2 separate regions of the Homo sapiens genome follow, and region 1 is linked to region 2. Evidence: chromatin loops called from intact Hi-C (ENCODE). Cell type or tissue: PC-3. All regions are shown on one strand. Links, peaks and the distances in the headings refer to the core of each region. The heading gives the core; the rest is flanking DNA.

Region 1 (5,382 bases), core at 165-5,164, 140 kb before region 2:
GCTGAGTAAAAAGGTGGACACGTTTTTAAACTCCTGGTTAGGGAATGGCCCAGTCAATCCTCTCAGTAGACAAGAGGGAAGGACTCCTATGGGATGTTCTGGTCTCAGCTCTCCTCCTAACAACGACCTTTAACTTAGGGCCCTGCTGGCTGTGAAAATGCAGACTTTCGGCAGACAGCCCAGCAAAAAGCTCACACACCCATATTTCTTATCATTCGCTTTGGATTTTATAGCAGTGTAAGAGGAAGCAGATTAGAAACTGCTCTTTCATAACGAATATACCTACATTTAAAAGGCAATAAATGTTAGTTAAAGACCAAGAAAACTAGATACAAGGAAATGAGGATATTTTGTGGAAACGGCCATAAGGAAAAGTAGTGAGTGCATTTGCAAGCAGTGTCAAGCAATCACAAAAGGAATTTTCTTGTTCTGCACCCAAGAGAGATTCAAAACTGTTTGTTATTATTCTTTTGCAAAAAGCTTTTAGGTCTGAAGACCATTATTAAGTTTGCCTTCTGCCACTTCTTCTTACTAAGCTTAATAATTCTAGCTTTTTTTTTTTTTTTTTGAGATGGAGTTTTGTTCTTGTCACTCAGGCTGCAGTGCAGTGCCACAATCTTGGCTCACTGTAACCTCTGCCTCCTGGGCTCAAGTGATTCTCCTGCCTCAGCCTCCTGAATAGCTGGGACTACAGGCATGCGCCACCATGCCTAGCTAAGTTTCGTATTTTTATTTTTTCATTTTTTTTAATTTTTGAGACTGAGTCTCGCTCTGTCACCCAGGCTGGAGTGCAGTGGCACGATCTTGGCTCACTGCAAGCTCCGCCTCCCAGGTTCACACCATTCTCCTGCCTCAGCCTCCCGAGTAGCTGTGACTACACGCACCCGCCACCACGCCCGGCTAATTTTTTATATTTTTCATAGAGACGGAGTTTCACCGTGTTAGCCAGGATGGCCTCGATCTTCTGACCTCATGATCCGCCCGCCTTGGCCTCCCAAAGTGCTGGGATTACAGGCGTGAGCCACCGCACCCAGCCTAAGTTTTGTATTTTTAGTAGAGATGGGGTTTCATCATGTTGGCCAGGCTGGTCTTGAACTCCTGACCTCAGGTGATCTGCCTGCCTTGGCCTCCCAAAGTGCTGAGATTACAGGCATGAGCCACTGCACCTGGCCGATCCTAGTTTTTAAAAAGTTTTTAGATGGGCCGGGCATGGTGGCTCACACCTGTAATCCCAGCACTTTGGGAGGCCGAGGTGGGTAGATCACGAGGTCAGGAGATCGAGACCATCTTGGCTAACACGGTGAAACCCCGTCTCTACTAAAATACAAAAAAACTAGCTGGGCGTGGTGGTGGACACCTGTAGTCCCAGCTACTTGGGAGGCTGAGGCAGGGGAATCGCTTGAACCCAGGAGGTGGAGGTTGCAGTGAGCCAAGATCACGCCACTGCACTCCTGCCTGGTGACAGAGCGAGACTCTGTCTAAAAAAAAAAAAATAAAAGTTTTTAGATGGGTTTTCCCAACTGTTTGATTCTATTTTGAGTTCTCTTCAAAAATACCCACATTTTTAAGGAGAATAACCTAGAAGTAATCACAGTTTTCTTGTGGGGTTTAAACCATTGCTGAAGATAGTCACAATTCTCTTGTCTGATGCTTTATCACCTGGAAGACTAGAAACCAGTGTTTCTGAAATACTGAAAACAATATTCAACCTAATCTTTGATCTAGGAATACCCCTATCCAAAAGAAAGCAGTTTAGCAGCTTTGAGAGATGTTGTTGGGCTATCACTAGTACTCGTGTACGTGCCCATGGGAATTTAGAGTTTAGGGAAAGGGAACTGTGAATCAGTGGCAAAACTAAAAGACTGGTCATAAACAATGATAGTTAATTCCCTTTCTTTTATAAATCTAAGGAGGGAATGAAGAGAAGAAACAGAGGAACATATACAGTAACAAAATCACAGGATAATTTAGAGCTGGAAGAAATGTGCTGATCTTCTGGCCAAAATGTTTCATTTAATAGGTGATGACCTGAGACCATGATGCTAGAAACTGGCAGGTATAATGTATTTATGACATAGGTATAATTTTAGTACCAATTTACAGATGATGAAGTTGAGGCAACTCAGATGTTACATGGGAGGGCTGGGATCTGAACCTAGATTTGGTTGGCTTCAAATTCTAAGTTTTTAGCTTCTGCACTGTCTCATATACGTGTATCTATGAGGTCTTTTCTTGCATTGATTTAGCTGTGTTTGTTTATAATGAGTGACTGCATTTACCCCATTGCTTTGCCCATATTCCCTAAAGGATTTAGGTGGTTTTAGTGCAAGAGATATACACATATGTTTAAGAGACTTGGTTTAATGCTTGTGCTCTTCCTCTGTGTAGAATTTTACAATGTGCCATGGCACCCTGGCACAGGAGAAAGGTCCTGGGAGTCAGAGAAAGGCAGAGAAAGGCCAACCTGAGAGTCCTTATCGAAAAAAAAAATGTGGGTAAGACGTGGGGAACAAGGGCCAAAGGATACTTCTAGTAAATTAAGACATTAAAAATAACACTACCCCTGCTTTACGATGGGCAAAAGTACTAGTCACACTTTAAAGTGTGGAAACAATGAGAAATCATATTGGTAAAGGAGGTTAAGTTGAATGGAGCAGCCGACTCAAGGGATGCTACCAGGAAAGAGTAAAGGACTCATTGTTTTCCCAAGGCCTGGCTTGAGGTATTAAACATTCCATACATCTTTAAGTGATAACTAGGCAGGAAGAGAAGGAGGAAAGTAGAAGGCCGTGCACAGTATAGATTGCAGAGGAAATATTTATTTCAAAATACAAGGATTGTGTCTTCATTGATTCGCCTATTCAATGATTAACATTTATGGAGTGCCTATTCTGTGCCCAGCCTTGCTTGAGAAGCTGAGTGTCCACAGATGACCAAGACACCAATACTAACTTCAATCCACTTATTGCTCAGCAGGGGAAACAGACAGTGAACGGTTAAGTAGCTGGACCTTAGAACTTTAAAACAATTTGAACAACCAACTCTGCTTGGGGTATCCGAGACATCACAAAAATTTCTTTTGATTTACATCTTGAGGGATGAAAGGAAGTTTGCCAGGTGAAGAAATGGGGGAAAATATATTTCAGGTGAACAGCTCTGCATGAGCAAAGACATAGAATTATGAAAGGACTTGCATAAAAGTTCTGGAGAAATGTGACAAGTTCATGTGGCTCTAGTTAGCGGACTGAGGGTGGTGGCTAATTTTTGTATTTTTTGTAGAGACGGTGTTTCACCATGTTGGCCAGGCTAGTCTTGAACTCCTGGCCTCCAGGTGATCCACCTGCCTCGGCCTCCTAAAGTGCTAGGATTACAGGTGTTAGCCACCATGCCTGGCCCCTTACTGCCATTTTTAGAGAGGGAAAATTTCGCCAGATAAATTCCCGAGTCAATGGAGTTTCTAGAAATTCTGGGTGGGTAGGTTTCCAGAGTTCACGTCTGAATGAACATTGTTATTCATAAAGATTGAAGGAAGGAGACAAAACGATAGTGAGGGTTTACATTTCGAAACCCAGCAGCCTTCAGATAATTTCTGTACTCTTTTCCACTCTCAGCCAAAATAGAGGCTTTCCACCTCTCTCAAAATTCCCCGTTTGTTGCATAAATTAAGAGTCCCCCTCAGAGCTCATCTTGTTAAGCAGAACTGACCAAAGGGTGGTATCTTCTATTTAACACAGCTGGGAAGGTCCCACCTGATTTTCAAACAAGACTGAAAGATAAATGCTGGTATCACACTCCAGTTGTCCTTTCCCTTTGACTTTTTAATTCCTTGCCTCTAAATATCAGCCCTTAACCAGCAGCCTGGTCATAACAAACTGAGGTTGTATCATTTGCATTGGTAATATTTCTTTAAAAACTAAACTTTAGGCTTGTATATTTTATTTTGTTTTAATTCCATTTAGGAAAGAATGCCTCAAATCCTCATATACATATAAAACTGAAAATTCCATCATGGATTTTTGTATTCTAAAATGTTAAAACATATTTGTTACTGTAAGAGACCGCTGATGAAAAACATCTCAGCAAGAGGTTCTTGACAGTATGCACTTTTGAGAACGTGCTGTGTAGAATGACATCTGTTTTCAGTGATATCTAGCTGGCATTTAGTCAACCCTAAGTATTCTAATATTTTGCAAGTTTATGTCATCACATGTGTATCCTACTGGGGGTCAAGGGCTGAACCTTTATATTTTCACCAGTCTGTGTATATGGGCTTTCTCCAGGAAGAGGACATGCCCTTGGGCTGCGGCTTTGTTTTGTTTTGTTTTTTTGAGATGGAGTCTCGCTCTCTCGCCCAGGCTGGAGTGCAGTGGTGCAATCTCAGCTTGATCCAACCTCCGCCTCCCAGGTTCAAGCAATTCTCCTGCCTCAGACTCCCAAGTAGCTGGGATTACAGGCGCCTGCCACCACACCTGGCTAATTTTGTATTTTTCGTAGAGATGGGGTTTCTCTATGTTGGTCAGGCTGGTCTCGAACTCCCCACCTCAGGTGATCCGTCCACCTTGGCCTCCCAAAGTGCTGGGATTGTAGGCATGAGCCACCACGCCCACCTTGGGCTGTGGCTCTTTTCAGCCAAAAGGTAGTCCCTGAGAGAGACTCAGCTGAGAGCTGGTGCTGCCAACACTCCCAGGAGCTGGGCTGTGTGTTTCAGACCTCTGTTCTAGAGGATCTTTAATGGCACACTATGGAAATGCAGTCAGAGCTTACAAAGTAGCAGATGTATGGGATGAATAAGTCTAGAGAGCTACTGTCCCACATGAAGTCTATAGGGAACTAAACTGTGCTGTATTTGGGATTCCTGCTAAACAAGTAGATTCTAGCTGCTCTTGCCACAAAACAAAAAATTGGGAAACTATGTGAGATGATGGATATGTTAATTTGCTTCACTGTAGTAACCATTTTACTATTTGTATGTATCCCATAACATCAGGTTGTATAACTTAAATATATGTAATTTATTTAGAAGATAAAATTAGTTTTATGCTTTTAAAACATAACATATATCACACTAGAGAACTTGTAATTTATGTGTAAGCAGCAGACCATTTTCAATACCTTGGAAGCCCCCCACAAATCTCCCCAGTAGAGGTAACTGCTGACCTAGGTTTGGTGTTAATTTTTACTGGCAACTCTTTAGAGGTTTTTTATAAAAAATTTTCAATCCTGCTCCTTCTGCACCTTTATAGCTTTCCAAACCTACAAAAGTATGTACTATTAATTTTTGTAGTTTTGTTTTTGAACTTTAAATGGAATCACACTCACTTTATATTTTTGTCTTTTTTTGCTTAACATACTCCAATTTAGACTTATTTTCATTGATGCTTG
Region 2 (5,382 bases), core at 216-5,215:
CTGGAGGGGAAGGGAATGGGGAGTGACTGTTCAATGGGTATAGGGTTTCCTTTTGGGGTGATAAAAAACAGTTAGGAACTAGTTAGATGTGGTGGTTGTACAACACTGTGAGTGTAATTATGCCATTGAATTAAGACTGTTAATTTTATGTTATATAAATGTCACCTCAATTAAAAAAAAATCACAGCTGGATGATCACCAGATATAGGCCCTAGCACTCGGCAGGGATTCAGAATTTCTTTTTCGGTTTTACTCAAGTAAGCAAAATGAACAATATCTGTTTTCTTTCTGTTGGCAGTGTTTCGAGTATCTGGTGCTAGTATAATCATTATTTTGGCTATTATCAGACTTAGCAATGCAATTTTTGCTTTGATATTCTTCCCAGTTGTTGTGTCAGGAAGAAGGCAGAATTAGGCAGTGTGCTAAAATCAAATCAGTATTTCTTACATAAATGATTGGTTGGGTGAGTCTGTTTTTAGTCACCCATCTCCTTTGAAGTCTGAAAGCAGGCAAGAAATTTGAGATTGTTGACATTTCCTACAGAAGAGCTAAAATGTACTGTTATTGAAAGACTACAAGATTTATCAAACAAAAATACATCAACTTCAACACCTTCAATTTATTATCCAAAGGTGGGGGTCACTTATTGGGTTCTTTGTCCAATGTACAGGTTGTTCTGTCCCTCACTCCCAGCAAAATATTGTGAAATATCTTAAGTTTATTGGATTATTAAAGGGCAGTTGGCTTACAGTTCTGTGGTTTGCCCCTGGCTTTTCTTCCCTAGCAACCAAAAACAATACTACTCATCAAGAAGATTGCATCTTATGTCATTACATAGAGCTTTTTTTTTTTTTTTTTTTTTTTTTTTTGGAAACAGGGTATCACTCTATTGCCCAGACTGGAGTAGTGGCGTGGCATGATCTCAGCTCACTGCAACTTCGGCTTCTAGGGTTCAAGCAATTCTTGTGCCTCAGGCTCCCAAGTAGCTGGGACTACAGGTGCACACCACCATGCCCAGCAAATTTTTGTATTTTTTGGTAGAGATGGGGTTTCACCATGTTGGCCAGGCTGGTCTTGAACTCCTGACCTCAAGTGATCACCCACTCGGCCTCCTAAAATGCTGGGATTACAGGTGTGACCCACTGCACCCGGCCATTATATAGAGCTTTTTATATTTAACTTTTAGTCTAATTTTCCTTGAAGTCTGCACACTGGACAATTAATTGGTCAGCAGCAAGGTGATAGTTCTAGTGAGACAAAGCAGCATCTAGAGGAGAGAGTGAAAACCAGACAAGGTATTTGCATTAGTATTTCAGACTTTAAGACTGAGTTAATTAAGGGTGGAGTGGCATTATTTTGGCTTAAATTTCTTCATCTGTAAAGGTGTGTTAATGGTACTATCCACATAGAGTTTTGTGAAAAAATATGTGTATGTGAAATGTTTTATATAGAATCAGGCATATAATTGGCCAACAAAGGATGTTTTTTGTTTTTTAATGAGGAATAATGCTGCTGATGAGCAACTAAGATAGTGCTCATCATAGAAGAGAGAATCAAATAACAAAGGGATGTGAGGCCAGCTCAGTTTTCCTTCAGTTAGAAAATAGACATGTAAGTAAAGCATAATATATAATTATTGTTATGAAGCGAGTATACACTATATAATAATTAAGGAAGAGAAAAATAAAGAGGTGACATGAAGAAAAGAAGGTGAAAGAAAGAAGGGATGAGTGAAGGATAGTGTACATCCAAAACTTCATTTTGAGTGACATGTGAGGATGTGAAAATATAAAATTGTTGGGTTTTATAGAATCAGAGAGGTCAGCTTTCATTCTCTAATATTATAAATTAAGAGAGATGTAGGGCAAAGTAGAACAGAGATTTCTCAACCTCACTAATATTCAGAATCACTTTGAGAAACTTATAAAAATATAAATGCCTGTACCCCACCCCAGTGACTCTGATTCTTAGTTCCAGGGTGGAATCCAGTGATCTGTGTGTTTAAAAAGATCCTTAGATGAATTTTGATGCAAATCTACATTTGAGAATGGCAGAAATGGGCCCTAAATGTTTGCCTGTGTCCAGTAGTATCTGTTCAGCCCCTTCTTGTAATTCTCCTCTCTCTACAGAGCAAGAAAAAGAAACATGATGGAATAACCCAATTTAAAATTGAAGCCGGGTGTGGTGGCTCATGCCTGTAATCCCAGCATTTTGGGAGGCCGAGGCCGGAGGATCACCTGAGGTCAGGAGTTCTAGACCAGCCTGACCAACATGGCAAAACCCTGTCTCCACTAAAAATACAAAAATCAGCCGGGCGTGGTGGCGGTTGCCTGTAATCCCAGCTGCTCAGGAGGCTGAGGCAGGACCCAGGAGGCAGAGGTTGCAGTGAGCTGAGATTGCGCCCCTGCACTCCAGCCTGGGTGATAGAGCAAGACTCAGTCAAAATAAAATAAATAAATAAAATAAAAGAAAATAAAATAAAAGATTACCTTTTAAAAAATCCATGAAAATATATAACATTATTCCCCTTGTTTTTCTTTTCCTGCGACTGATTTAGGAGGGCACCGGCTTCTTTTCTCCTCTGAAGTGGGGGCTGAGCTACAGCAGTGACACCAAGTGGTGGTTTTAGGGGATTCTCCTTTTCATTTGAAACTTTGTGATTTTTAAATGACTGAAATAAGATGTCGTTTGCCTTCTTTCTCTTTCCCATCAGTTAGAGCATGTATTCTTCAGTTCTTGCATACCTCATTCACCAGAAATGCTAAAAGAATGAAGAAAACAACAAACAGGATTTGACCCTGACATTTGATCTTTTTGAGTGCTTCCAATATAAACACCTTTGTTTAGTTGTTTCTAGGACCAGGTGGTTTCAGTGAATTCAAAGAGAGCCTAAACTAAACTCTACATGCTAAAACTATGATAATGATGATGAAACTGTCAGTGCATTTAAAGTTATATGACTCATAAAAAGAGAGTACTGTGAACTTAAAAGTAAGAATGCTGCAGACTGATGCCAAGAAAACTCAATGAGTCTGTGATGAAGGTCGAGACTCCCTTCATAACCATCTGCGGTGAGCTAAAACTTAGGTATCCAAAGAATAACAATGCTTAAGATGTCTTGCTTAGGAAAAAAAAAAGTAAAAGTAGGTTTGGAAAGTTCGTGTCTTAGTTTGGGCTGCTATAACAAATTACTATAGACTGGGTGGCTTATAAGGAAAAGCAATTTATTTCTCGCAGTTCTGGAGCTGGGAAGTCCAAAATCAAAGGACTGGTGTCTGGTGAGGGCCTGCTTCCTCACAGACAGGGCAGATAGGGCCATGAGTTATCTGTTGTCTCCTTTCTGTTAATTGTAATTTTTTGGTTTTTAATTATTTTTGAAAAAATAGAGATGGGGTCTCACTATGTTGGCCGGGTTGGTCTGGAACTTCTGATCTCAAGCAGTCCTCCTGCCTTAGCCTCCCAAAGTGCTAGGATTACAGGTGTGAGCCACCATGCCTGGCCTGGAGTCTCTTTTATGAGGGCACTAATCTCATTCATGGGGCCTCTTCCTTCATGACTCCAGCCCAGGCTGGAGTGTAATGATGTGATCTTGGCTCACAGCAAACTCCGCCTCCCGGGTTCAAATGATTCTCCTGCCTCGGCCTCCTGAGTAACTGGGATTACAGGTGCCTGCCACCACGCCCAGCTAATTTTTGTTTTTTTTGTAGAGACGGGGTTCACCATGTTGCCCAGGCTGGTCTTGAACTCCTGACTTCAGGTGATCCACCTGCCTCGGCCTCCTAAAGTGCTAGGATTATAGGCGTGAACCACCGTGCCAGGCCTACTTTCAGGATTTTTACCTTATAATAGCATTCATCAAAGATGTCTTTAAACGGCAATTTCACCAGTACATTTATACTATGACTAAGTTCATAAATATTTGATATACAAACTTTTAAGAAATACATTTGCTAAGTAACATGGACACACCCAAATTACAAACAAAAGAGAAGAGGAAGTTAGGCTATTAACGGACATGTAGACAAGAGAAGTATATGTAGTTATGCAGAGGAAGAACAATCAATTATAAAGAAAAGCGCACAGAGGAAATGGGATTACCGTTGGTTCCAGGGACCATCATTGTGTAGGTGGAACCAACAGATTTGGTTAAGGACACTCTGCTGAAGACAATGCAGCTAGATTAGCCACTAATCACAGGCTAGTGTGGGAACTACAGGACATATTCCTCAATGCCCGAGAAATGTTGGTTGCTTTTCCTCCTCGTGTTTCTCAAATGTCATTTTACTTACCTTTTATTCATTATATCTGTCCTATGCTTCTACAATCTGAACATAAAATGAAATGTTTTATTTTATTTTATTTTTGAGACAGAGTTTCATTCTTGACGCCCAAGCTGGAGTGCAGTGGTGCAATCTCGACTCACTGCAACCACCGCCTCCCGGGTTCAAGTGATGCTCCTGCCTCAGCCTCCCAAGTAGCTGGGATTACAAGCATGTGCCACCACACCCGGCTAATTTTTAAAAATATTTTTGTAAAAACAGGGTTTTACCATGTTGGCCAGGCTGGTCTCAAACTCCTGACTTCAGGTGATCCACCTGCCTGGGCCTTCCAAAGTTCTGGGATTACAGGCATGAGCCACTGCGCGTGGCCCTTCATTTTAAATCGTAGCTTTTACCACCTTCTATATGGGGGAAATAACTAGTCCTCAGTTTATTTCCTTAATGCTTACTAATTTTATGTCACCATTGGTTGGCAGATACATTTTAGAAAACTGTGAAGAGAAAAATTTGTATAGACACTAAAAACAGCAGTCAGCTGATCTGGTGGGCCGTGGACTTGCTGCTGTAGACAATGGAATGATCAGAAATAATAAACAGGGCGAGAACTTTATCTATTTTTGAGCTGAATGTTCTAACATTTATGAATGACTAAGTGATGAGGCATCAATCTAAAATGCCTCTGCATTTCACATTAGTATGTGAAAAACTGGTAGGGATTAATGAATATTTTTCTTTAGCTTCTGAGTAAGAAACAGTTCCAAAATGAGGAAAGAATACCTGGCTTTGCCTTAAACTGAGTGTTCCTAACTCTGAAACTCTGGGAACTTTATAAATCCCTAAGACATTGTTTAAAAGCCCCAAATAAGAGGACTGAGTTTTCACTTTTACCCAATTAGATGCTAAAGTGGATTGAACAAAATGACATATTCTTGGATTATAGACTGGAGCATAAAAATTTATATCATAGCCAGTAATGACTGTCCTTTTGCCAAGCCATTGTACTCCTACCCCCTCTACCCCCATGACCCACGAGTGTTTCTTAAGCACCCACTAAACATGAGAGAAAGCAGCAAGGGTAGACTGGGAGCACATTGTGGACGGC

The links. Peaks named below come from ENCODE experiments on the same cell type or tissue, not always from the same donor. Only the 100,000 strongest peaks of a DNase experiment are listed, where the experiment ranks them.
Region 1: it touches region 2 in a loop (4-fold over the local background); 14 of 110 quality-filtered maps call a loop at or near these places.

The regions. Positions count from the first base shown.
Region 1 is chr12:32,773,723-32,779,104 of GRCh38, forward strand. No RefSeq gene overlaps it. Among named protein-coding and RNA genes, the nearest start is that of YARS2, 21 kb to the left of the region's middle. RefSeq lists a silencer at 119-319. In PC-3, for the core only: no CTCF peak of the experiment used is centred there; a DNase peak (open chromatin) is centred at 2,709; H3K27ac peaks cover 1,416 bases.
Region 2 is chr12:32,916,707-32,922,088 of GRCh38, forward strand. No RefSeq gene overlaps it. Among named protein-coding and RNA genes, the nearest start is that of PKP2, 23 kb to the left of the region's middle. In PC-3, for the core only: CTCF peaks have their summits at 2,651 (motif pointing left) and 2,852; DNase peaks (open chromatin) are centred at 535, 635, 2,975 and 3,945; H3K27ac peaks cover 3,777 bases.